5 separate regions of the Homo sapiens genome follow, and all the other regions are linked to region 3. A link is an interaction called in ENCODE POLR2A ChIA-PET data of the cell type or tissue named here. Cell type or tissue: CD4-positive, alpha-beta T cell. All regions are shown on one strand. Each heading gives the region's core, and the rest is flanking DNA. Links, peaks and the distances in the headings are about the cores only.

Region 1 (4,372 bases), core at 373-4,372, 63 kb before region 3:
AGTGTTATGGGAAAAAATTAAGTGCAGGGTGGGCAGAATAGGACATGGTGGTCAGGGAAGACTTTACTGACAAATGCCCAGAGGTTTGAAGTCAAGGTCTGAACATATGGAGGTCTGGGGAGAGTGTTCCAGGAATAGTAAGGAAACCAATGTGAGCAAGGCAGAGAATGGTAGAAGATCTAAGGCTGGGCATGGTGGCTCACGCCTGTAATGCTAGCACTTTGGAAGACCAAGGTTGGAGGATCACTTGAGATCAGGTATTTGAGACCGGCCTGGCCAACATAGTGAAACAGCGTCTCTACTAAAAAAAAAAAAAAATAGCTGGGTGTGGTGGCACGTGCCTATAGTCCCAGCTACTCAGGAGGCTGAGACAGGAGAACTGCTTGTGCTCAGGAGGCAGAGGCTGCAGTGAGCCGAGATCATGCCACTGCACTCCAGCCTGGGTGACAGAGCAAGACTCTGTCTCCTCAAAAAAAAAGAGAGAGAGAGAGATCTAAGAGGTTTTGGGGAGTTCAGCTCCTGTAAAGCCTTATAGGTTACTGTAAGGATTTGAGTTTTTACTCTATGAGATGGGGAGCCATTGGCCAGTGTTGAGCAAAGTAATGCAATCTGATTTACCTTACAAAAGGATCATTCTGACTGTTGTCTTGGAAAGAAAGATGGGGGAATAGGGGAAAAGGTAGGTTAGGAGACTACTGACATATTCCAGAAGAGCTCATGGGATCCTTACCTGGCCTGATACTGGCTGAATACTGGGGGTATGGGAAAAAGTGGTCAAGGATGATTCCAGGGCTTTGGCCTAAGCATCTGGAAGGATAACATTGCTCTTTACTGAAATGAAGACTGCTGCTGGAGGAGTAGACTTAAGGTGAGGAAGGGTATTGCTGTGATGCGGAATCAGGAGTCCAGTTTTGGACAGTTAAGTTTATAGTATACATATAAATTGTGGATGACTTCATGAAGTCCCATTCTAAGTACTCAGAATAGCGAACATTCAGGAAATAGTTGTTGAAATGTTGCCTATAAAGCAGCATATACATAATAGAAAATTATTCATAGATTTATCTCTAGCTTATAGGGATTGGGCTATATAACCTATATGGTGTGTTCCATAAGACCATGAGTTCAGTAATACAATGCAAACTGTTCAGAACACTAAAGGGCAATTTAAGGAAAGATCAGAGGGAAAGGGCTGGCTTCTTGGAGGTGAATATTTGAAGTTGAGAGCTTAATGTCCTGGGAAGCAGTGTTCTGTAAACATGATAATTGTGGGAATGCATCAGGGAATGCTTTATCTTCACATGCTCTCCTGCATTTGGTGCTATGCATACCAAGTTCACATGCTTGCATTTCTTGCCCTTTTGCTCCAAGGCCATACATTCATAGAATTTCAGCTGGAAGAGACCTAAAGAGGTGTTTGGTCTATGTTCCTAACAGAAGGCTGGCAAGCAATCAGCCCCAGTGCTCAGCTCCCTCCCTTTTTCCCTCCAAAGGAGATTTATCTGTCTCCATCAGTCACACATCCATTTAACAGTCAATAGCTAGTAGGCACCACATTTGCTTTTATTTTAACTCAAATCCCACAGGTTATATCTTCAATCACTTCTCTTTATTCTAATTCTGGGGAATAATTGTTCTTCCTTCTGTAAGACAGTCCTCAAAAACCATTAAAATAACATAGTAACAACACCAATAACTCTCCAAACACCGAAATCACCAGTCCAATATTTGTATTCCACCAGGCACTTGAGTCGAATAGTATCTACTGCCGACAAGAGGGCGAGTGTATTCTCAGTGGTGAAGAGGCTCAAACGTGTGTGAATTAGGATATGAAATGCAGGGGCACACGGCCTACAGCTGTTGAACTTGAATTCCTCTGTGAATGCAAACCCCACAGCTGAGAGGCACTTCTCAGAGAGGCCTGTGTACGTTTGCTCTTCTAGATGTACAGGGCTTATCCTCATTGTGACTTAGCCATCGTCTTGTGTGCAGAGAACAAACGAGAGCAGGTGTTCACATTTATCTTCCTCAAGCAGCCCCTTGAGGCTTTTTGGGGGAGGGTCAGGAAAGGAAGAGGCTGAAATACAGCCTTCCATCCCCCAACTCTCACTCCTGCCAGCAGACAGCTGTTTCAGTCTCTTCTTGCTGCTGCTAATGAAAACATAGCCGGGATTCCATAAAAGATATTTAATATGGGATTGCTTGGAGAAGCCACTTTCTTTGGAGATTTGCTTAAACCAAAGCTCTTGGATTTGTTACCATTGCTGTGAAATTTTCATCTCCAGCAGCCTTAGCATGAATGACCTATTTTGAATGTGACAGCGATTACACTTCGGTGGCGTGAATAATTTATTAGGTGCAAGAGCACTGTCAACGTAGTGATATTACAGCAGTCTTGCTAGCCTGGCTAATTATGGAGGATGACAGCACTCTATCCTGTTGTCACAGCTCCTCTCCAAAGCTGCCAGGGATGTGGATTCTATGTGAGCAGAGAAGGAAAGAGGGGCAGTGGGGCCAGGTTCCTGCTACCAAAGAAGGCTTTGTGGGTTGAGCAAGCTGTGCTGCAGGAGTTGGATTTCCACTTTCACCTCTGCAAAGTGAAACTGTGCTGGGCCCATGGGGATGAATCTTGTATCCAGTATCCTGATTTTGCATAAAATGTGTGTTAGTTGGGGGAGGTGCAGGCTGTGAAAGAGTGACTTAGGAAGGAAAGAGGCATTAGACCCTGGAGCTAGCTAGGGTATCTAATGGTTTCCAGGTTTACAGAGGAGGCACAGGCCTTTTTAGCATGCAGCTGGATTCAGAGCCTAGGAGCAGGAGTATGAGAGAAAGGAATAGAGCACAGCCAGGAGGAGCCTCAGTTATGGCTTCGGTGTGTGTTCCCTTGTGTTTTAAGCTACCTTGAGACTCTAGAGCTTTCTCTAGCTTTGCCTGAGTAGTAGTGACAGCTCATTTAACCTTACTGAGACCTCAGTTCCAGATATAAATCAGGCTCCAAAATAATGTCCATGAAGATTTTGAAGTTTAACAGTCAGTGACAAAGTTTTAAGCAATAGGGCTTCTGGGCCTGTAATTCCTCCTAAAAGTAGCTCCTGAAGTTAATGGTCCCAACTTTATGAATTAGGGAGGAACTAAACTTTGGGAAGATCTTTGCATAGGTGGGGGCAGGGAGTTGGAAAAGAATTAAACAGGATTACATGCAATAACATCACTGGCCTACAATGGAAAGAGAAATGAAAATTAAATTAAATTAAAGGAGCTACCTGAAGAAGAAATATTTTTAAAATATGAATGACTGGATAAAAGCAGATACTTTAAATTTTTCAATAATAGGTAATGATTAATGATTATCAATCAAGCCAATGTCAGGAAGCTGACGGCTCCCTCATGTTAGAATAATTCAAGGAAGCTTATTTACAATGAGACGAGTTACAAGGGGGATGGGGATGCAGGGGATACTGGGGCCCAAGGTGACCTCATAGGGAGGAGCCAGGGAATGCATATTCCCACCTCACTTTCATCTCCTGTTGGGGATCCCCATTGGCTAGACCCACCTGGACATCACAGGGCGGCCACTGACGTGGTCCCTACAGGTGAGCCCTCCAGGAGACAGAAGATGGAGATGGACAGAAAGGGGCAACATGGGATAACCTGCAAACCAGGGACTGCATCAGACCCAGGGACACAGAATAAATAAATCACCTTGGAAGACCTTTACAGATACGTCTCTTTTTTTAATGTTTCCCCTGATCATGAGAGAAAAAGGAAAGATATTGTGAAGTGAAAGTCAACTTAGAACCTTTAAAAAAGCCTACTACAGCTGGGCGTGGTGGCTCACGCCTATAATCCCAGCACTTTGGGAGGCTGATGCGGGCAGAACACAAGGTCAGGGGTTCGAGACCAGCCTGGCCAACATGTTGAAACCTCGTCTCTACTAAAAATACAAAACATTAGCCAGGCCTGGTGGTACGCGCCTGTAATCCCAGCTACACGGGAGGCTGAGGCAGGAGAATCACTTGAACCCGGGAGGCGGAGGTTGCAGTGAGGCAAGATCGCGCCATTGCACTCCAGCCTGGGTGACAGAGCAAGACTCCGTCTCAAGAAAAAAAGAAAGAAAAAAAAGCCTACTACATATCAAGTACTTAGCATTGTGCTTACACGTAGATATTGATACTTTCCAATCACTTCTACAACTGCTTTGAATCATGTTATACTTATTTTAATACCTTTGTGCAATAATACATATTGATTAAATGTATGCCATTTACTTTCAGCCTATGGCGTTTAGAACTATACGAATTTGTAAAGTTAACATTTTGCCAACATTTTTGTCCATCTAGATCACTGATTCTCAAAATGTGAACTAAAGACT
Region 2 (4,792 bases), core at 477-4,476, 170 kb before region 3:
AAATCAATTTTCTTCTATTTCCCCACAGCAGTTACAAAATGAAGATATCTGGTTTTTTTAAGATGAGAAGCATAATCTTCAGGGTAAGGCTACATAGTTTTTTTCCTTCGCCCTCACTCCCAGTGCTGTCTCTATTTCTGTGTCATCTGAGAAGTGATGTGGGGCACGGAGGGTCCCAGCTCAGGGTATGGGACTTGCTTCCTGGTCTTGCCCCTGCTCATCTGTGAGGCATCAGTCAGACCACTCACTCTCTCGGTACAGTCAATACATGAACATTCCTTTGTGTCCAGGCCAGAGTTTGTTCTTGGTTTCCTATCCACCCCTTTTTTCATTACTTCTTCTTCTTTTTTTTTTTTTTTTTTTTTTCTTTTTTGAGACGGAGTCTCGCTCTGTCGTCCAGGTTGGAGTGCAGCGGCGCGATCTCGGCTCACTGCAGCAAGCTCCGCCTCCCGGGTTCACGCCATTCTCCTGCCTTAGCCTCCCAAGTAGCTGGGATGGAGTCTTGCTCTGTCGCCAGGCTGGAGTGCAGTGTCGCGATCTCGGCTCACTGCAACCTCCACCTCCCGAGTTCAAGCCATTCTCTTGCCTCAGCCTCCCGAGTACTTGGGACTACAGATGCGCGCCACCATGCCCGGCTAATTTTTTGTGTTTTTAGTAGAGACGGGGTTTCACCATGTTGGCCAGGATGGTCTCGATCTCTTGAATTCATGATCCACCTGCCTCGGCCTCCCAAATTGCTAGGATTACAGGCGTGAGCCACCATACCCGGCCCTCGTCATTTCTTTGAGGGCACCCTCTCCCAGCACTCTGCTGCCTCCAGTTGTACTGAACAATGGTGCCTTCTCTCAGTCCTAGACAGAGCTCCATTCTCAGGGCCTTTCCTTACCTCATCCCACATCAAATCAGATCCACTATTCCCCATACTTTCCCACCCTGGTGTGGACCAGATGAAGGGCCCTAATGTGTCAACCTGATAAAATTGATTAAAACTTCACATTCTTAGTGGTGGAAGTGATTTCACATGCATTATCTCATTGGAGACTCACAACTACCCTGAGGAGCTAGAAGGATCTGTACTATCCCTGCCCCCCAATTTTTTTCTTATGTGGAAACTGAAGCTCAGAGAGAAAGGAGTAAGACAGTACATCTGTCATTTATTTGGGGTAGTATTAGTATCAGGCATTGTGCCAGCTCCCCTATTGGGCATTATTTCACTTAATCCTCAGTCCAACCCTATGAGGTTGGTAATTGTATCCATTTTGCAAATGAGGAGGCTGAGGCTCAGAGAAGTTAAAGGACTTATTAAAAGTCACAGGCCACAGTGTGGCAGAACAGAGCCAACATTCAGACACATGTGTACAAGTCCAGAGCGGGTTTTCACTGCTGGAACTAGGACTCAAGCTCAAATCAATCAACTCCTAATTTTATGGTTCTTCCAGTGGCCACCCTCTCTATTCAGAAAATGCACCCTACCACCTATCCCCAAATCTCAAAACATGGGCCCGGTTGAAATGCACACAGCTCTGGGAGTCTCCTAGAGGCAGAACAAGGGCTGGCGATGTCTGAGGGCAGCTAAGGAGATATTTGGAAATCTACTGGAAACTGCATCTTCCTGCGCTGTGCTAGATGTCCAGGTATCTGAGAATACAGTGAAGGAAAATTAACCGAATGTTCAAATCTCTACAGAATGCCTAGCTTGAGTCCCTGAATACTTTTTTATGCAGGACGAGGGTGGTAGGGGCCACTCAGAAAGAAATCTGAACACGCAGAACCCTCGGGCTTAGAGCTGTTAGGGGTCATAGGCAGCCAGCTCACTTCCAGCGGACAGTGCCCACTCCCCTTTCTTCTCAGAGCCCAGCCAAGAAGGATGGCTCAGCGGCCCGACTGGAGCACCTCTGCCCTCCTCGGCTCCTGGGCGTGTCTCCGGGGATTCCTGTTCGGTGATGCCCTGACCCACGGAACTTGCCTCTTCCCTCTTGTTCAGTCGGTTTACCAACCTGGGGGCGTCTGCGGATCAAGGTGTTTGAGAGGCTGGGCTGAGGTAGAGAAGAGGGTGGGGCAGGAGCACCTAAGTCGCTCAGGGATTTGGTGACTCACACGAGGGGAGGGGGGCCCTCTTTCTCCCCAGCACTGGGGGCGCCCAAGGCTGTTCCCATGCTTAGCAGAAGATGCCCCTCTCATCCCCCAAGGGGCCTGCTCGGAGTGTGCCACCTGCAGCATGGCCACCACGAGGCCGGTTATGTATTTATTTCCTGGCAGAGCTGAACCCCAAACGCTTTTCCTTCTGTGCCGTGCGTGAAAGAAACAGAAACCGCTGCACAGCATGTCTATGTTTATACCCTGGGCCCTGACCCTCCCACAGAGGCCAGCTCGTAGACTTTTCTTTCGCAGCCTGGGGATGGGTTTGTACTTCACCCTCGAGCGCCTCCCCCTGGGAACCCGCAGAGGGCTGGGTGGCTGTGCAGTCCTGTGTGCTAAGTGCTTTTCTTCGCTTCTCGATGCTTGGGCCGTCTTGTAAGCAAAGCTAGGTGAATCGAATCCACCCCTACGCGATTGTCGTTTGCATTAAGTAAGATAATGCACGTGGAAATATTTTGTGAGCTATGCAGTATCACCTAAATTATTTTTTATTATTATTTTAAAAATAGAATGCATCAGCAAGTTCTTAATGAGCTTGCTTTTTTGTTTTAATATTTGGAAATTGGAACAGCTACTTATAGGAGACTTGTAGATCCCAGAATGTGCCGTTTGCCTGAGTGGTTTCTTTTGGCCTTGCTGTGTCAGGACTTGTGAGGCTTGTGAGGTGATGTCAGCAAATCAGCACAGACTCACACCTGAGGAGCCCGGGAGTGGTCTAGGGCCTGTGGAGCATGGCAGAGTGGCCTCTTCTCAGCCTCCTCTCCACTGGAGGGCACTTGAGTTATTATTTATTTCCCCCAGGCCTCAGCCTCTTAGCTCCTGCCAACTTCCTTTCAGAGGCATTCCTGCCATATGTCCCAAGATTTTCCTCTGTTTACCTCCTTTAAAGTTGTCATGGTCTTGAATTTTAGACCACCGTAATCTCCGTTTGACAATGAATGGTCATAAATTCAAAGAAATTGCAGGACTCTTATTCTGAAATTCATATAAATGATTTCTTTATAAGTACACATAAAACTCTTTTCTCTTAAAATATACAGAAAAAGAAAAATGTACAGCTGCTCAGGGTAACAAAGTATTGCCTTCTAGAAATTCTCAGGCTTCTTGTCTTTAAGGATAAACAGGAAGCATTTCTAATTAGTGTCTTGGTTGTTTGCATATTGAGCTTCCAAAATGCTTTAGAAGGTTCATCTTTTCAATCCGCCCTTCGCAGTCCTTTATTTTTCATTTGCTAAGCAGAGGTAAACTTAAAACCATCTCTATGTGACTTATCATAAATCCCAATCAGTGAGACCTCAAATAATGAACTTGGCTCTCATTTATACACGTGACAAAAGGTATACCTATATAAATATCTAATAAAAACTACCTAACAGCTAAATACAACAAAGAGAAGCAATTTTCCTCTCTTTTTCACCCAATGGCTCTAATTAATCATGCAGTACAGAAAAATAAGAAACCTTTTATGTAGCTTTTAGTGGTTTTGTTCATTCTAGTTTCCACCTGTGAGTAGCATTCATTTATAAACCTGTCTTGCTGAGCACAGTGCTTTCAAAAATGACTTGCTTGTGACTCAGAAACAAAAAAAAAAAACAACAATCTTTGTAACTTTTAATCTCATGCAATTTCTTCAGTTTCTTTTGTTGGTGAATACACGTACAATTTGGTTTTGAAATACCATGTATCAAAGCACAAACAAATCATCCCTTGGAGTCGTGAAGAAGCTCATCAATGTATCACAGTCTTCCAGTCAAGCCCATAATTCAGTCTCCTACAGCTCTGATTCTTGACCTCTAAGAAAACCCACCCTCTTACTCTTCCTGAACAATTGCTCACTAGAGCACTAAGTGAAGGGAAAGATTGCTCCTTAAAGTGAAAAAACAATGTTTTCCAAAGTTGTGTTGAATATGCATAGTCATCATATCACAGGAAGTTTTTCTTTTAAACCTTATGTGCATTTTCTTTAATTTGTATGGTTTTCTCAAGTTCAACATTCAGTTTTCGTTTTAATCAGTTATATTCTAAAAACAATTAAATTTTTTTCTCCTTAGAAATTCACTTTAAATTAAAAAGAACTTTTGTTTTTCTCTTTTTAAGGCACAAATAGTGCTGGGAGGGGGTGAGGGTAAACTTCTTTATCTGTCACTGTCATTTTTTTTTAAAGGTCCTATTGCTTTTACACTTCTAACCCTAAAAAAGCCTCGTCACGCACCCAGCATTCCCCTAGCTCTGGGCTTCCAGAGCACTGTTATTCAACAGAGAGTTTCTATAGAAATCCAAAGTACTATCTCCAAATAGCAGAAACCGTAACACCACAGACACTTATTAGAATTTGTGTGGAAGAATCCTAAAGCTAAATAAATAGAAGCTTCTAAATTACCTTTTTCCCCCCTTGACTATATCTTAGATCAAATTTTTAGAACTCCCACCACCCACATGTACACCAGGACCTGTGGGTGGGAGCAGGCGTGAGACAGAGAGGGCTTCCTGTTACCATTAAATGAATAAAGAGACCGCTACATATCAAACTCTGTCCTCTCTTTTTTTCTTGACTCTTCTTCCCTCCATTTAGTGTGAATATTTGAAGTTAAACTGGGCATGGCCCCACATGTCTGATTACTCACCCATCGACATCCAACCTGAAGTCACAAAT
Region 3 (4,792 bases), core at 333-4,332:
CTCTGTTGTTCTTGCTCTCCTGCCTGATGTTCCTGAGAGTCCACCTGAACGCTTGGTTTCTTCCATGGGGTTTCTCAGGCCTGAGACTAAATCTCCTTCCTCATTGATAGACTCCTGTCTCCTCCACTTTCCTCATCTAACAGGCAAACTCAGAAACTACATCTGTGAAGGCTTTCAATGGTAAACACCCCCATGGAAATCTTTCTCTTCCTCCATAAAGAGAAAGGGAAACCTCATGCTGCCAAGAAATCCTATTGTCTTTGCAATTAGCTGCTTTCTCATCTGTTACTCATTCTGGTAAAAACTACTTCCAACATACATATTGACAAACAGACTATTTCACAATACTCTCAGACCTGGCAACCACTAACTTCCTCGTGCCACACCCTTCCTCACTTCCCTTTTTGCCCCAACCCCAACACTAGAAAACAACCTTTTGGGGTAGTGACATTAAAGATAATAGAGCAAGTACTTACTGAGTGCCTGCTATTGGCCAGGCACTTGACTGCATTCTGATGACTGCTCCCTGGCCTTGAGTTCCACATGGTCTACCAGAGAAAACAGACATATGAGGCTGTGCATTCTCATTCAATGGAACAAATGACCACCTGAACAACAGTGTGACCCAGTTTGCTGCAAAAGCAGGAGGGGAGAGGAGGAAAAGGTTGCCACTCACCTCTCTAGTTGGGGAGAGGAGCAGGAAAGAGGAAGGCATCCCAGTGTAATGTATGGTGAACAGCACCAGAATAGCATTCACCAAACAGAGGAAAGCCTGTTCAGAGGTGACAAGTAGACCGGTGTGGCTGACGTGATTGTTCGGAGAAGAGCTATGGAGAATTAGTTGGGTCCTGACTATAAAAATCCATGAATGCCAGGCTAAACGGAGAGCACTTAATCTGCAAACTATCAAACAGGATGGAGGTAAAGGGATGTAGTTCCTTAGAGCAAACTAGTTCTCCAAATTATTACTTTGTTCAAATTAAGTTCCAGGCAGTGCATATATCCTGGTCCTTACAGTTTCCAGGGCAGGTCAACCTTCCTCAGAAGGAAGAACCACCATTGAGCTAGTAAACTTGCATTATTTATGCCTGGTCAATAGATCAGTAACACCTGTAATAGGAGCTCCTGACTGTATAGCTACTTGGTTGTCTTAAAGTAGGAAGTGTGACTCTTGGAAGGAAAGATCATCATAGAACTGGGAAAAATGATGTAGAGCGTTCTTCTGGCAGAATGGTGTCTGAGCAAAGGAAGGCAGGCAAGAGTAGGCAGCTGCTGTAACACCCTCCAAACGAGGCTGTGGAGGAGGTGTTAGATCAGTAATATGTGAGCGCCGTGAAACATCCAAAGGTATGACCCCTGCAAGCCCCCAGTGCGCATCCTCAGAGGTAACCCCCATGATGGTTTTTTGAGTGAAAGCTAGAAAGCTTTCATTAAGCTTTCTAGATCATGCACTGGTAATCACAAACTGTCAAGAACACTTGCAGCTTTCTCCAACTGTGAAAATGCCAGCAGGCCCCCAGACAAGAGCCTGTAAGAAACCTGGCCAGGCCTCAAAGACAGACTGTAACTGTCATTGCCCCACTGTTAGTGCTAATTCCGTGGCCAGTACCACCAGTGGCTTACACAGCAGATAGAACTTTAAGAAGCACGGCACAAAAGCTGTTTGTGCCTGGATAGTGCCATTGTGCTACATTATTGCTACAATCAGAGGATCAGTGATGCCACTACAGCAGTTCCAAGAAATTTTGCTTAGTAACATGGGCTGAGAAGTGAAAAAAACATCACTACCAAGTACCTTTCTCACATTGTTTTCTTCAGATATAAAATTTCTGGTAATTTTAAAGGGGGGGGAAAAACACCTTCAAAGGATTTCCCCTTTATTCACCTTTATCTAGTAACAATGTCAGATCAGTTTCTTTTCAACCAGTCTTCCATTGTAATTACATAAACAGGCAATAGATTAATCCTGAACTAATTTGCAGAGGTTTTGTTTTGTTTTTGAGACAGAGTTTCGCTGTGTCACCCAGGCTGCAGTGCAGTGGCACTATCTCTGTTCACTGCAACCTCCGCCTCCTGGGTTCAAGCGATTCTCATGCCTCAGCCTCCGGAGTAGCTGGGATTACAGATGCCCACCATCGCACCCGGCTAATTTTTGTATTTTTAGTAGAGACAGAGTTTCTCCATGTTAGCCAGGCTGGTCACGAACTCCTGACCTCAGGTGATCCGCCCACCTCGGCCTCCCAAAGTACTGGGATTACAGGTGTGAGCCACCGTGCCTGACCAATTTGCAGAGGTTTTTAAAGAGCACTTTGGATTTTATTAGAATTAGCATGTCCAGTTTAGGATTTACAAAAACAAGTCGATTATACTTTCTTTCAGAAGTATTTTTTTTAAAGACTAACTAAATGCTGCAGAAAATTATTAGTAGAATGCAGGCTTCTTTAATTCTGCTCTTATTTCAGTAAGTCTTTTTAAGTGGGTTGTTGTGTTCTAATTATTATTGAAAGCTGTTTTTAAATGTGCTGGCTCCACGGGCAGGAAGGCACGGACGAGCTGGTGAGTTTCTGCCACCTACTGACAAGTGATGGTAACAGCACATGCTTCTTTTTTAAGCATCCGGGGACCTTTTTTGCTGTCAGCTTACCCACGCAACGTTTATAAGTCAGGTGAAAGTAGAAGCGTTCATTTAAGACTCTCAACTTACTGGGTTTTTTGCTTTGTTTTGTTTTTTGAGTCGAGGGTCTCGCTCTGTCACACAGGCTGGAGTTCAGTGGCTCACGGCCGCCTGAAACTCCTAACCTCAAGCAATCCTCCTGCCTCAACCTCCTGAGTAACTGGGACCACGGGCGCACGCCACCATGACTGGCTAATTTTTAAATTTTTCGTAGAGATAGGGTCTCACTGTGTTGCCCAGGTTGGTCTCAAACTCCTGGGCTCAAGTGATCCTACTGCCTTGGCCTCCCAGAGCACAGGATCACAGGTGTGAGCCACCATGCCTGGCCAAGAGTCTCCAGCGTACTAACAGGGCTATTTGTAGAAGGCAAAACACATTGTGTGATACCATCCACAGCATCTTTATATGGGTAAAATCACGTTTAAATAAATATAAAAGCAACCCAGAGCACAAAGGTTATAAATAGCAACTCAAGGAGGCTGAAGTACCAAGGGACCCATTTGTCATATGGATGTCTTTGTGTGGGAACAGCCTAGGACTAACAGCTGTTTCTGGACCAGCTCATCAAAATTATTTCCTCGGAGTGCCTCTAAAAAATTACTGGGTAAACAGGGAGGAATTGTTCGTGTCTTCTTCAATCTCTATTTAAACACTTTGAAAGTAGTAACTTCTTTTTTTAAAACATTGAGAAATATAACAAAAAAAAAATAAAGTCATATATAATCATTCCACCCAGTGCTAAGTTTTGTTAAAATTATTAAAATATCCAACCAACTTTTCTGTGTATACACACTCCCTGCCAAGGTATGTGATCTTTTTTACATCTTTTTTCTGTATTACAAAATAAGTATATCATCTTTTTATAAATCAAATAAAAATTACCACTTATTGACAAAAATTTAATTTTCTCCTTAATTCTACCCTACCAGAGATAATTATTTTTAACAGTTTGGTATGGTTTTCTAGACTTTTTTCCCTGGGGATCCATTTATATATGGCTGAGGTTATACTCTATGTAAGGTTTTGTGTCCTTCCTTTTTTTTTTTTTTTTTTTTTTGAGACGGAGTTTCACTGTTGCCAGGCTAAAGTGCAGTGGCATGATCTCGGCTCACTGCAACCCCCGCCTCCCAGGTTCAAGCGATTCTCCTGCCTCAGCCTCCCGAGTAGCTGGGATTACAGGTACCCGACACCACACCCGGCTAATTTTGTATTTTTAGTAGAGATAGGGTTTCACCATGTTGGCCAGGATGGCCTGGAACTCCTGACCTCAGGTGATCTGCCCACCTCAGCCTCCTAAAGTGCTGGGATTACAGGTGTGAGCCACCACGTCCAGCCTGTACTGAATTCTTAACTGGAAATCTCATAAAACTTTATTTTTTTTCCTTCAAAAAATTTTTAAAGGATGAAGATTTTTACCTATTTTTATGAAATTATTTTGGTTCCTTCAATAAAACTTTTAGTCTTTAGGCCCCAAGGAATGTAAAGTGCTTTGCTTTGTGATTGGCAGGAAAACAACAGCTGACTAAAGCCAGAAACAACTGATTAAAGTAAAGCTGGGTCACTGACAAGCCTCTGTTGATGAGATTAGTTTCCTCATTTGCTATGCACATGTGACTAGCATGCCTTCGTCCCCACACGTTTATTCATGCTTGACACAGTAGACATCCAAGAAACATTGTCGAATGCACACATGCCATTCACTCAGCCTGGAAGTATCTGTACACCCATGTCTTCATTTTACTGTGGTGAAACTCTGTTATTCAAATGCTACTTTCCTCCATGAAACTATTCTACATTAAATAAGATAGTCTCTCTTTTTTCATTTTAATTATATAGTAATACATTCTCATAAAAATACAGAAAAAAGCAAAGATCTCCTTCTGTCTCTCCACTGCTGTTTGCCTCCCTGATGCATATCAATTTACTGTGTGTTTTCTTTCTTTTTTTTTTTTTTTTCTTTTTCAGACATAGTCTCACTCTGTTACCCAGGCTGGAGTGCAGTGGTGTAATCACGGTTCACTATAGCCTAGACCTCCTGGGCTCAAGCGATCCTCCCACCTCAGCCTCTGAGCAGCTGGGACTACAGGCATGCACCACCACACTTGGCTAATTTTTTTT
Region 4 (4,792 bases), core at 299-4,298, 160 kb before region 3:
TTTTTGTATTTTTAGTAGAGATGGGGTTTCACCATGTTGGCCAGGCTGGTCTTGAACTCCTGACCTCAGGTGATCCACCCGTCTCAGCCTCCCAAAGTGCTGGGATTACAGGCGTGAGCCACCGTGCCGGTGCCACTTCTTTTAACACTGTTCCAGTCCCTACCTCCCCACAAAGTGTCTGCCAGCTGGCTGCATGCTGGTTTGCAATCTCTGGGAGAGGCTGGCTACTTTCTTTAGATCTTTTGTTTCCCTATGTTATCAACTTACCATGTCTAAGTGAAGCACCCAGAATGTGAATCCCCTAGAAGATATATACAATGAGAGGATCTTTCTCCCTAGGTTTTATTCCTGGAAATTTTTAGAAACCCAGAACTAAAATTGGAATTAATAAATTTTTCTAATTATGAGATAGAAAAGCAGAAGTAACAAGAGTTTGAAATTTTAATGTCAGAACTTTTTTGAAGAATGTTCATAATTATAGCAAGGGAAGAAGTGATGAATCAGTTAAGGGAACTTTATTATCGCCAGACACAAGACTTTTGTTGTGTGTTGCTTGTGACGCTAACTCCATCTCTAGTTACTTAATGTTCCCAGATTCGTGACTATTTTGTCATTCAAAGATCAAACATTTCATTTTCCTTCCTTCTCTTTCCTCTTAGGTGTTTCAGCAGCAATTAAGTCATGCTGTGGAATGCTTAAGTGCAGTAACAAATGTCATGAAAACTGAACATACAGCTAATTTTACTTCTCATGAATAGAGTTCCTGTGGTTTCACTTCAAGACTAATGGAGGGGATGCATTCCATCCTTATTCTCTACTTTAAATCGCTGAGATTAGCTTCAGGGATCCAGCTTCCATTCAGCCTAAATTTTTCAACATTGTGGGCTTATTCCATATAGTTCTGATCTCTTGTTGATGCCCTGGGCCTCAGGAACTACTGGAATGAATTGTTATTTTTTATTCATTTTTAGAACTGCATTTTTAGGACGGGGAGTGGTGGCTTATGCCTTAATCCCAGCACTTTGGGAGCCCGAGGCGGGTGAATCACCTAAGGTCAGGAGTTCGAGACCAGCCTGGCCAACATAGTGAAACCCCCGTGTCTACTAAAAATACAAAAAAATTAGCTAGGCATGATGGCGCCTGCCTGTAGTCCCAGCTACTCCGGAAGCTGAGGCAGGAGAATGGCTTGAACCCAGGAGGTGGAGGTTGCAGTGAGCCGAGATCATGCCATTGCACTCCAGCCTAGGTGACAGAGTAAGACTCCTTAAAAAAAAAAAAAAAAAAAAAAAAAAAACCAAAAAACCTGCGTTTTTAAGGGGAGGCTTTCCAACCATGATTAACTTCATTTTCTGTAGGTCCATGAAAGACCTCCTCCTCCTTCTCCACCTCCCTCTACAATATATGAGTATTTTCTCCACCTCCCTCTACAATATGTAAGTATCCTACCAAACCTCCATGAAAAGGTAAAGAAATGTACTTTGGAAGGAATAAGCAGGAGAGGGACTTCCTTTATTTCCCAATTACTATAATACTATTTGGCATCAGTTAGTAAACAGGGTTTGAAAAGGAAATGAGGATTTGGTAAAAGTGACTGAATTGTCCCACAGTTTTTACAGAGTCAAGAGGATCCTATGAATTTCCCACTGGGTTAAAAATATGACACAATCCAAGGAGACAGCATACCCAGTAGTGCCGTGTAGACTGTCGTAAACACCGTTTCACCAGGCTGCACAGATGATGCTGCTCTTCCCTTCACCTCCCATCCTGTCGAAAAGGTTTTGTTATTTTGTGCTCATTTCAGAAGCTGATGTGTAAATGGTGTGTATTTCTGTTGCCATGACAACCCAGCAGCAATTGGCCTGGGCTTCTTACCAGAGTACAAATGTGCTCTTGACACGATGCTTATCAGACTTTGCCAGACAATTTTCCCTCCTGGATTCACACAAAAGGTTTCGAAGACTCCTAACTGCATTTAGAGGAGAGACAGGCTGAAATTTCGCACTTGGCTCACATGAATGATGAAGCTCTAAAGCTCTGATCCCCTGCTGAAGTCATCGTGTTCTAGTCTATCATTTCAGTACTCTGGGGGCAACTCTGTATAATTAAAGAGGACCAAGTATAAATGTGGCAAAAAAATCTTGCTGGCTACCAGAACTGGGCTTTTGTTGATGTTTCATGTGACACATAACTGTCTCTGCATTTAATAAAAGGTCACTGTGACTGCCTATGTTCTTATTCATATTTTGGCTCGTCAAATTTGTGTGTAGGTGCCATACCAAGAGAAAAACAAAACCCAACAATGCAAACAAACTGAATGATCCCTCGGGCCCTTCTCACACACTCGTGGGCTCTGTTTTGTGTCCTTGTCCCTAGTGACCAAAAAATTTCAACTCATAATAATTTGTGCCATGTTACACACAACTTTCGATCATTTAGGGATGGACTGTCTAAATTTTGGAGCTCTTTGGTGCCTTCATTTCTCCTCCTTGTCCTTCCCACTACTGCTGTATCTGCCATTTTGCCAGCATCTCTTTCAGAGGGCAAATAGAGGAAATGAAACACACATTGTTTAATTTGACACTTATTAGCACCCCTCCAAAGGCTTTTATTAGGACAATGGGAACTAGTGAAATGACTTGTGGGGATTATCTGTGGTTCATGCCAACCCTGTTTCCAGAATCATGTGCAATCTTTAGTTGGCTCTATTTCGAAATAGCTTCTATTAGTTATCTCATTATTTCGATAAGGTAGCTCATGAAGTCAAATAAATACCAGCTGCTTCTTTAAAAAGAAATCTTTGTGTCTCTCAAAAAGTGAGAGCTATTGAGATGTGAGGTAGAAAAGGCTACAGGATATTTCAAGGTGATTGTAGTTTTGTTTGGATCCTACTTACCAGTTGCAAGTTGACCCATTGAAAGGAAAATTAACTACATTAGGATTCAGCCACAAATGTCAGCCGTGTCTTCAAGCAAGCGGTTTAAAGCTCACGGATTTCAGTTCCCTCATCTGTAAAATAAGAAAATTTGACAACATTAATTCTAAGGTCTGCTCCAGGCCTAAAATTCTGTTTCCCTCTGGGAATTCTGGAAAACCTAAGCCCCAACCTTGCTGATGCATTTTGATAAATTAGGGTTGAAAAATACGAGGGGTAACCGTAAGAGAGAATCATCCAAAAACCCAAAATCAACATTGAAGCCACTTCCAGTCCTAAATTTTTGGCCTGCTTCCCAAAACTTCCCTCTACCTCCATCTCTTTACCTAACTCCTCACTCCATAATCTTTTAAAATAAAAAGGCAACGAAGAAAGTGCAAGTGTCTGGCTTGAATTATTAGCTTCCTTAAATTCAGTGTGCCTATTGTAGAAAGGACTTTTTTACATGGAGTGGGAGACTGAACTACAGGAACTCCAAGCACCATTTCAACACTCACTTTCTGATTTGAAAATTTGATATTAATTATACAAAAGAGCCAGTGCAGAGAACCCCTATAGGCCCAGGTCACAAACTTGTAGTATATCAGCCCACAGATGTTTTGTTTGGCCCACAAATATGATTTACATTTCCGTTAAGTTTGGTTGTCAGCATTTAAAACATAAAGATTTTGCATGAAAAAAAATTCAGGTGTTCAGTGTCTATTTGTAAAACTGGCAGAGCTGATGAAGGTGGGCTCACCTCCCTACAGTCCCCTGATGCTCAAGGGGCCGCCCCTTCAGGCAAAGCAGGTGCTCCCCCTTCAGGCAGAGTAGGTGCTGCCCTCCCAGTATACCACAGTCCACACCCCGCTATAGCCTCATTCATTCCCCCTGCCCTACACTGTGCACAGGGGAGTTGCAGATGCTTGACTTACTGGCTCCTCAAGGAACACCCGTGGTCTTCAGACCACCACTGAAGAATCACTGTTCTGAAAGAAAAAAAAAATCACTGACCTTTCAGAAAATACATCCTGAGAATTATCCAATCAAACGTTAGAGCTTCTTTGGGGAGATCCATGCTTATTTAATGATGTTTTAAAAACAAAGAAAAGAAAAAAGCAAAACAGCAATCTGAACATCAATGACAGCTGTTCAGTAGGTGGGATGCTATTTTTGCTTATTCTAATGAACACAGTGTGCCAGACAGCATTCTGCAGATGCTCACCTCTCTGGAAGAAAAAGGAAAAAAAAAAAAACCCAGAGATGGAGTGCTATTTAATCAGACCACTCTCTGATAAGAGAATAACTAGTGATCCTGGCCCCCCATCCCCTCCGTATGGAGGCAGGGATTGTGCAATCTGTTTTTTTTTAAAACAACTTTGTTGAGATGTGATTCATATACCATAAAATTTGACCTTTCAAAACATACAGTGGTTTTTAGCATATTTGCCAAGTTGAGCAGCCATCATCACTATCTAATTGCAAAATGTTTTCACCACTGCAAAAGGAAACCCGGTCCCCATTAGCAGGCACTCCTCATTCCAATCTCCCCTTCCCCCAGCCATAGGCAAGCACTAATCTACTCTCTATCTCTATGGATTTGTATATTTTGGATATTTTATATAAATAGGATCATCTGATCATAAGTAACATTTTGTGTCTGATTTGTTTCAATTAGCATAATGTTTTTAAAGCTAATTTATTTTGTAGCATGCATCAGTACTTTCATCCTTTTTATAGACAAATTATATTCCATTGTATGGATAAACCACATCATGTTTACCCATTTTCTCTATTGATGGACATTTAGGTTGTTTCTTTTTGGCTATTATAAAAAATGGCACTGTGAACACTTGTGGACAGGTCATTATGTGTATATAT
Region 5 (4,792 bases), core at 514-4,513, 54 kb before region 3:
GTCAGTTCAGGCCTGTGTTGGCCCTTCACCTTCCATACTCCACACGTTCTGCTCCCTTCCTAAGGAAGCTCCCTCAAGGGGAGATGCAGCCCACTGTGCCCTCTTCATTCCTGTTTAGAGCTTCAGTCCTAAATCCACAGCGGTGAGTGGGGCAACCTCATGGAATCTCTAAAGGCAGCAGCTTGGGGAGCCACTCCATGCTTCTTTCTGGTCTCTGCTCTGTATGTGCACATACACACACACACACACACACACACACACTCAAGTCATGCCCACAGTCATGCCCAAACCTCAGCAAGATACCCCTCAGCCCAATAGGGTAAGTTGGGGGTGGGAGTGGAATGTGCTGTAGTAAAAAGAGCACTTGATTTGGAATCACATCTGACTTTCAACACTAGCTTCATCTTTGTGATCATCAGGAAGTTACTTGTTCATCTTCTCAGAGTATCAGTAGTCTTATCTTTTAAGTGGAGGCAGCTATGGGAAAGAGATGACAGGCTTCAGTGGGATAATATCTATAAAGTACCTAACATCATCTGCCTCATCTCTCTTTTCATCCTCTTCCTCCTCCCTCTCATAAAAGGTTATATGTCACTTACAACAGTGCCATTCCTGAGTCAGGAAGGTGATGGGAGTGGGAAGGTGGGGAAATACAGTTGGCTTCTCTCCAGGGTGGATGTCAGGCCCTTCTCCCTCCAGATTCGTCCTATGAGACCATTAGTACTGTGCTAATCCGTAGTAGCGCTTTACTCAGTTCTCCCCAAACTTCTACTGCATATTTGTACTTCTTTCCAGGTCTCTTTCTCCAGACTCCAGTAAATAGAGAAATGTTTGGAACCATCCATCTCTACACAAATAGTCATGATACAAGGTGGAAGGTGTAGGCATCTGGAGAGTAAACTAAGGTGCTATAAAAGCTCTGAAATGAAAGGGCAAAAAAAAAAGGGGGGGGGCAAGGGATCTTGGAAAAATGGATGCAGATTAAGGTATTTAAACTGGATCCTAATGAATAGATGTGGCCATTTGGAAATGAGCAAAAGCTATGTGGTTGCAGATAAGTTGCAGGGTGGGGTTGGCAAGGGAAATAAAAGGATCAATGTAAGAGTGAAGGGGTGCTTCAGAATGACTGGGTGATCCATCTTTCATTCAATATGTAGCTATGGAGTGCCTGCTCTGTGCTGGGGACAGCTTATATCAGACAGAGATGGTCCCTGCCCTATGAACTCACAGTCTAGTAAAGGCATGCTCTTGGGCGTTCTTTCTGGGGATCAAGCCGATTTTGCCCTTTCTGTTGTATTCCTAGGTGAGTTATGACACAGTTTATCAGGCGATGGTTCTGGCTGCTTGTATTCCAGCCCGAGGATGCAGTGCCCAGACCACGACTGGATGTGGGTGTTTCCCATGTTGACATGTCTCCTAGGATGTTCCCTTTCGGCTAATGTCTCAGCTCACTGATTATTACTGATCCTTTCACAAGGTGACTGAATCTCAAGTGGTGTGGGAGGGAGTGGATGTGTCTTGTGGTACTATTCTAGTTAACATATTCTAAATACACAATTTATTCATTATGATCACTTAACAGATGAGGAGACTGAGGCATAGCAGGGAATCCCTATGTAAGGATGGAGACTGAGTCAGGACCTTTTCCCTGGGTCCTTGTCGACTCCCAGTTCCATACAGTTTCCACTCCAAAAGGCCCTTTTTTGGGAATGTCTGTCTATCAGGCAGACCCATGCTTTCCCCACAGGAAACCTTTATCATTCAAATCCACCAGAACAAAATAAAAAACAATTCTCTTTCTGCCATCTTTATGAGAGCTGTGTCCAAAGCAGCCCCGGTAGAGAGAGTGCCCTACAAAGCAGCCCTCTTCAGCGGGGCTTTCCAGCACAACCCTTGCCGTGGGCAGCCAACCTCACCCTCACACCGCCCCCACCCCATACACCACCGCCTCATTTTTTTCAATGCACAGCCCAGCTTGTATGAAAGATCCCAAAAGGTTAGCTGAAAGGGCCTTTCCTTGCCTCGGCTCCTTTCCTCTGCCCTCTCCCTCCAGCGCGCTGGATCCACCGGGCTCGCTCCCCGGCGCGATTCCACGGGTCACTCCAAAGCTGCCGCGCCAGCTCTTGCAAAGGAGCCTGGCGTGCCGGCGATCAGCTGGAAGCAGGCACCGAAGCGCAGCCTCCTGGAGTTGGGCTGAAGTAGCTGTCAAGCAGCTGTCTCCACCCGCCCTCCCCTCCCAGCACAAGTGACGCCGCCGGCCCCCGCGCCGCGCCTCCCCCTCCTCACGGCTCCCGCCCCTCCGCCCGCTCCGCCGCTCTAGCTCCGCGCTCCGCCACCCTCGCGCCCGCCAGCCCCGCAACTTCACCCCGCGCGCCGCAGCTGCTGCGAGCGGACGCGGCAGGGCAGCCGGCGCTGGGGACAGCTCGCGTCCACCCGACTTCCTCCCGGGGTCCCCTTCACCCAAGTGAGCCAGCTCAGGCTGTCTGCAAAGCCGGAGGTGCGGGCAGCTCCGGGCATTGCATTGGTGCGGAGGCTTTTATATGCCAGAGAACCCTGAGTGTGCCCCTGACATGACAAGGAGCCGTCGTCGTTAGGTAGGTTCACCTTTTCATTTCTCCTTTTTTGCTTCTGATTTTGCGTACAACGCGGTGAGGTCTGTGTGGGGAGGGGTGTCCTCGACTTGAATGAGCGTTGAATGCTAAGCAGCCGTTGAAACTGGAGCGTCCTCAGCTTCCACCACCCTGGTGGGTTCGGGCATCTGAAGCCCACAGGGTACGGTCGGGAAGTTGCTGAGCGAAAGGGGCACGCGCACTTTTTGCAAGCAGAACTGAAGGATGCCCTGGGGAGTGGAGGAACGGGCCAAGGTTAGAGGGGCCCACAGCATTGCCCGGGGTTGGGACATTTCTGGGGCGAGGAAGCGCCGGGCCCCGGGAGTCAGGGAGGGGTGTGTGTGCGAGCGCCCCCAGATGGGAGTCCTGGGTGGCCCCCTGGCACGGAACGACTTCGGCACTCGCAGAGCCTATGGGGAATCCAGCTCAGGGCTGGGATGGCAGTCTCAAGGGTCTTCATTTGCCCCCGGGCTGCCCGTTTGAGCTGGACTATGAACCAGCTCGTTCCTCACCGTGTCTGAATTCCAAATTGGCCAGGTGGAATGGGAGGATGAGAATTGGGAAGAGGGGCAAGAAAGGAAAAAATGTGTTGCTTTGATGCCGATCTGTGTCTGGAAAGATGGGGGGAGGGGATGCACCTGAGGACAGGAGCACCCTAGCAGGAGTCCGTGGCATGGGAGGGGGCTGGTCAAGCGGAGCATGTGCAGCTCTCTTGCCCGAGACGATAACCTTCTAGCTCCCTCTTACAGGGCAGTGGGCAGCAGATAGAGACCCCTCACGTTCGAAGGGAGTAGGTGCATTTTGAAATTAGATAAGCAGAAGTCATCAGGTGCTAAGGTGGCAGAGGCGCTGTGAGAAGTGACAGCTCCCTGGAGAGCGAGAGAGCAAGTGGAAAAGCAGGAGAACCGGGCTGATTCTGCTGGGATGGGGGTGGCGCAGAGTGAGATTGGTAGGCTCGTAGGTCCCTGTCTTGGAGATACCTACATGTTGCTTGAGTGACTGAGGAAAAATGTTCAAGCTTTTAATCTGGGAAAACAGTTATGATAAAATATATGTTGGGGCTGTTTCCTCCCTGCTCCCCACTTCCTACCCTCTTACGTCCACACGCTTGGTAGAAGGTCTAGGATTGTGACTAATCACTGCCCCCATTCTGAAGAAATTGTACTTGGCCATCTCTATGGGACTGGGCATCCTGTGTGAGCGTCTGCTCGATTGTTAGCTGACACACAATCATTTCTTCCCTTTTGTTTTCTATCGGGTCTGTCTTGCTCTGAGAGTGTACCCACCTCCTTCCCTCCCCTACCCGGGTATTCCCACTCACTCAATTCCCCTCTTCCCCTTGCTCCTCCAGCCATTTTGGACCAGCCTCTGAGCTTGCCCACTCACACCATCTACTTTCCTCAAATTGTATTTTAGCTGCTGTCACAAGCAGGGGATGTCAGCCACGAACTCTCCGAGAACCAGCACCATCATGGCTATTCTCCAGTGGTTAATTAGGAAGCATCAGTAGTTATCCTTCTGTAGGAACAAACTGCAGGGATGTACCAACTTAGGGTAACAGCAGCTTGAGGAACTCCCCTATCTGAAGCCCCCATCTCCCAGCACTCAGGATTAGCTTTCTGTGCTAGCTTCCCCTTCAGTTGCAATAGTGTCAAATTGTGTCCTTTCCCCCAGGAAGATAATGCATCTGCCTGTCCAAAAATTTACTGCATCCAAACATCTGAAAACTTGAACATTGGAGAATCTGTTTAGCAAAAACATACTGCATATGTTGCTTTTCCAAAGGACCCCCCAATTGCTGTTGCTTCTCTCTTCCTCTGACACTCTAATGTGAGATTTCGCTTTGAATATTTTATCCTCAGTATAAATAAAAAGAAATACCAAGCTACAGAGAAAGAAAACCGAAAGCATGCGCTAGGGAGTTGCATAGAATTCTGATTACACAAACACAATTCCAGAAATGGCTCTCCTTCCTTTTGTTAACTGCAAAGTGAAGTTATTTCCAGCAGAGAAGGGACCCACCCAAGGTTGACCTGGAGAAGCCAAGGAGGCTGGGGGCGGGTGGAGGGAGATATTTATATCTGTGGATCTTGTTAGCTAAACTCTCATAAAAATTCTTCTCTTTAGTATTCATACCCATTGACCTGGGGCCCTGCTAATCACTGCCAAATGTCCTTCCCTAA

What was found. Peaks named below come from ENCODE experiments on the same cell type or tissue, not always from the same donor. Only the 100,000 strongest peaks of a DNase experiment are listed, where the experiment ranks them.
Region 1: POLR2A ChIA-PET joins it to region 3 with 11 read pairs; 12 of 35 experiments call an interaction of 5 or more read pairs at or near these places.
Region 2: POLR2A ChIA-PET joins it to region 3 with 19 read pairs; 15 of 35 experiments call an interaction of 5 or more read pairs at or near these places.
Region 4: POLR2A ChIA-PET joins it to region 3 with 20 read pairs; 15 of 35 experiments call an interaction of 5 or more read pairs at or near these places.
Region 5: POLR2A ChIA-PET joins it to region 3 with 19 read pairs; 12 of 35 experiments call an interaction of 5 or more read pairs at or near these places.

The regions. Positions count from the first base shown.
Region 1 is chr6:24,917,275-24,921,646 of GRCh38, reverse strand. All of the region lies in intron 1 of RIPOR2 (RHO family interacting cell polarization regulator 2), which reads left to right. Among named protein-coding and RNA genes, the nearest start is that of RIPOR2, 16 kb to the left of the region's middle. RefSeq lists an enhancer at 3,239-3,738. In CD4-positive, alpha-beta T cell, for the core only: no CTCF peak of the experiment used is centred there; no DNase peak of the experiment used is centred there; H3K4me3 peaks cover 1,934 bases; H3K27ac peaks cover 1,806 bases.
Region 2 is chr6:25,024,986-25,029,777 of GRCh38, reverse strand. All of the region lies in intron 1 of LOC102724765 (a long non-coding RNA gene), which reads left to right. It also overlaps a transcript of RIPOR2 not described here. Among named protein-coding and RNA genes, the nearest start is that of RIPOR2, 91 kb to the right of the region's middle. RefSeq lists an enhancer at 2,087-2,326. In CD4-positive, alpha-beta T cell, for the core only: CTCF peaks have their summits at 2,186 and 2,429; DNase peaks (open chromatin) are centred at 2,377 and 2,857; H3K4me3 peaks cover 1,158 bases; H3K27ac peaks cover 2,694 bases.
Region 3 is chr6:24,853,963-24,858,754 of GRCh38, reverse strand. The region is part of intron 8 of RIPOR2 (RHO family interacting cell polarization regulator 2); the gene reads left to right. Among named protein-coding and RNA genes, the nearest start is that of ARMH2, 57 kb to the right of the region's middle. RefSeq lists an enhancer at 2,460-2,754. In CD4-positive, alpha-beta T cell, for the core only: CTCF peaks have their summits at 2,362 and 2,562 (motif pointing left); DNase peaks (open chromatin) are centred at 374 and 2,564; H3K27ac peaks cover 1,851 bases.
Region 4 is chr6:25,012,399-25,017,190 of GRCh38, reverse strand. It overlaps LOC102724765 (a long non-coding RNA gene), which reads left to right. Exons shown (of 2, transcript NR_187803.1): 2 at 1,608-2,239. It also overlaps a transcript of RIPOR2 not described here. Among named protein-coding and RNA genes, the nearest start is that of RIPOR2, 79 kb to the right of the region's middle. In CD4-positive, alpha-beta T cell, for the core only: no CTCF peak of the experiment used is centred there; DNase peaks (open chromatin) are centred at 1,800 and 3,760; H3K27ac peaks cover 1,398 bases.
Region 5 is chr6:24,908,620-24,913,411 of GRCh38, reverse strand. The region is part of intron 1 of RIPOR2 (RHO family interacting cell polarization regulator 2); the gene reads left to right. Among named protein-coding and RNA genes, the nearest start is that of RIPOR2, 25 kb to the left of the region's middle. In CD4-positive, alpha-beta T cell, for the core only: a CTCF peak has its summit at 2,956; DNase peaks (open chromatin) are centred at 1,901, 2,221, 2,611, 3,391 and 1 weaker place; H3K4me3 peaks cover 3,878 bases; H3K27ac peaks cover 3,766 bases.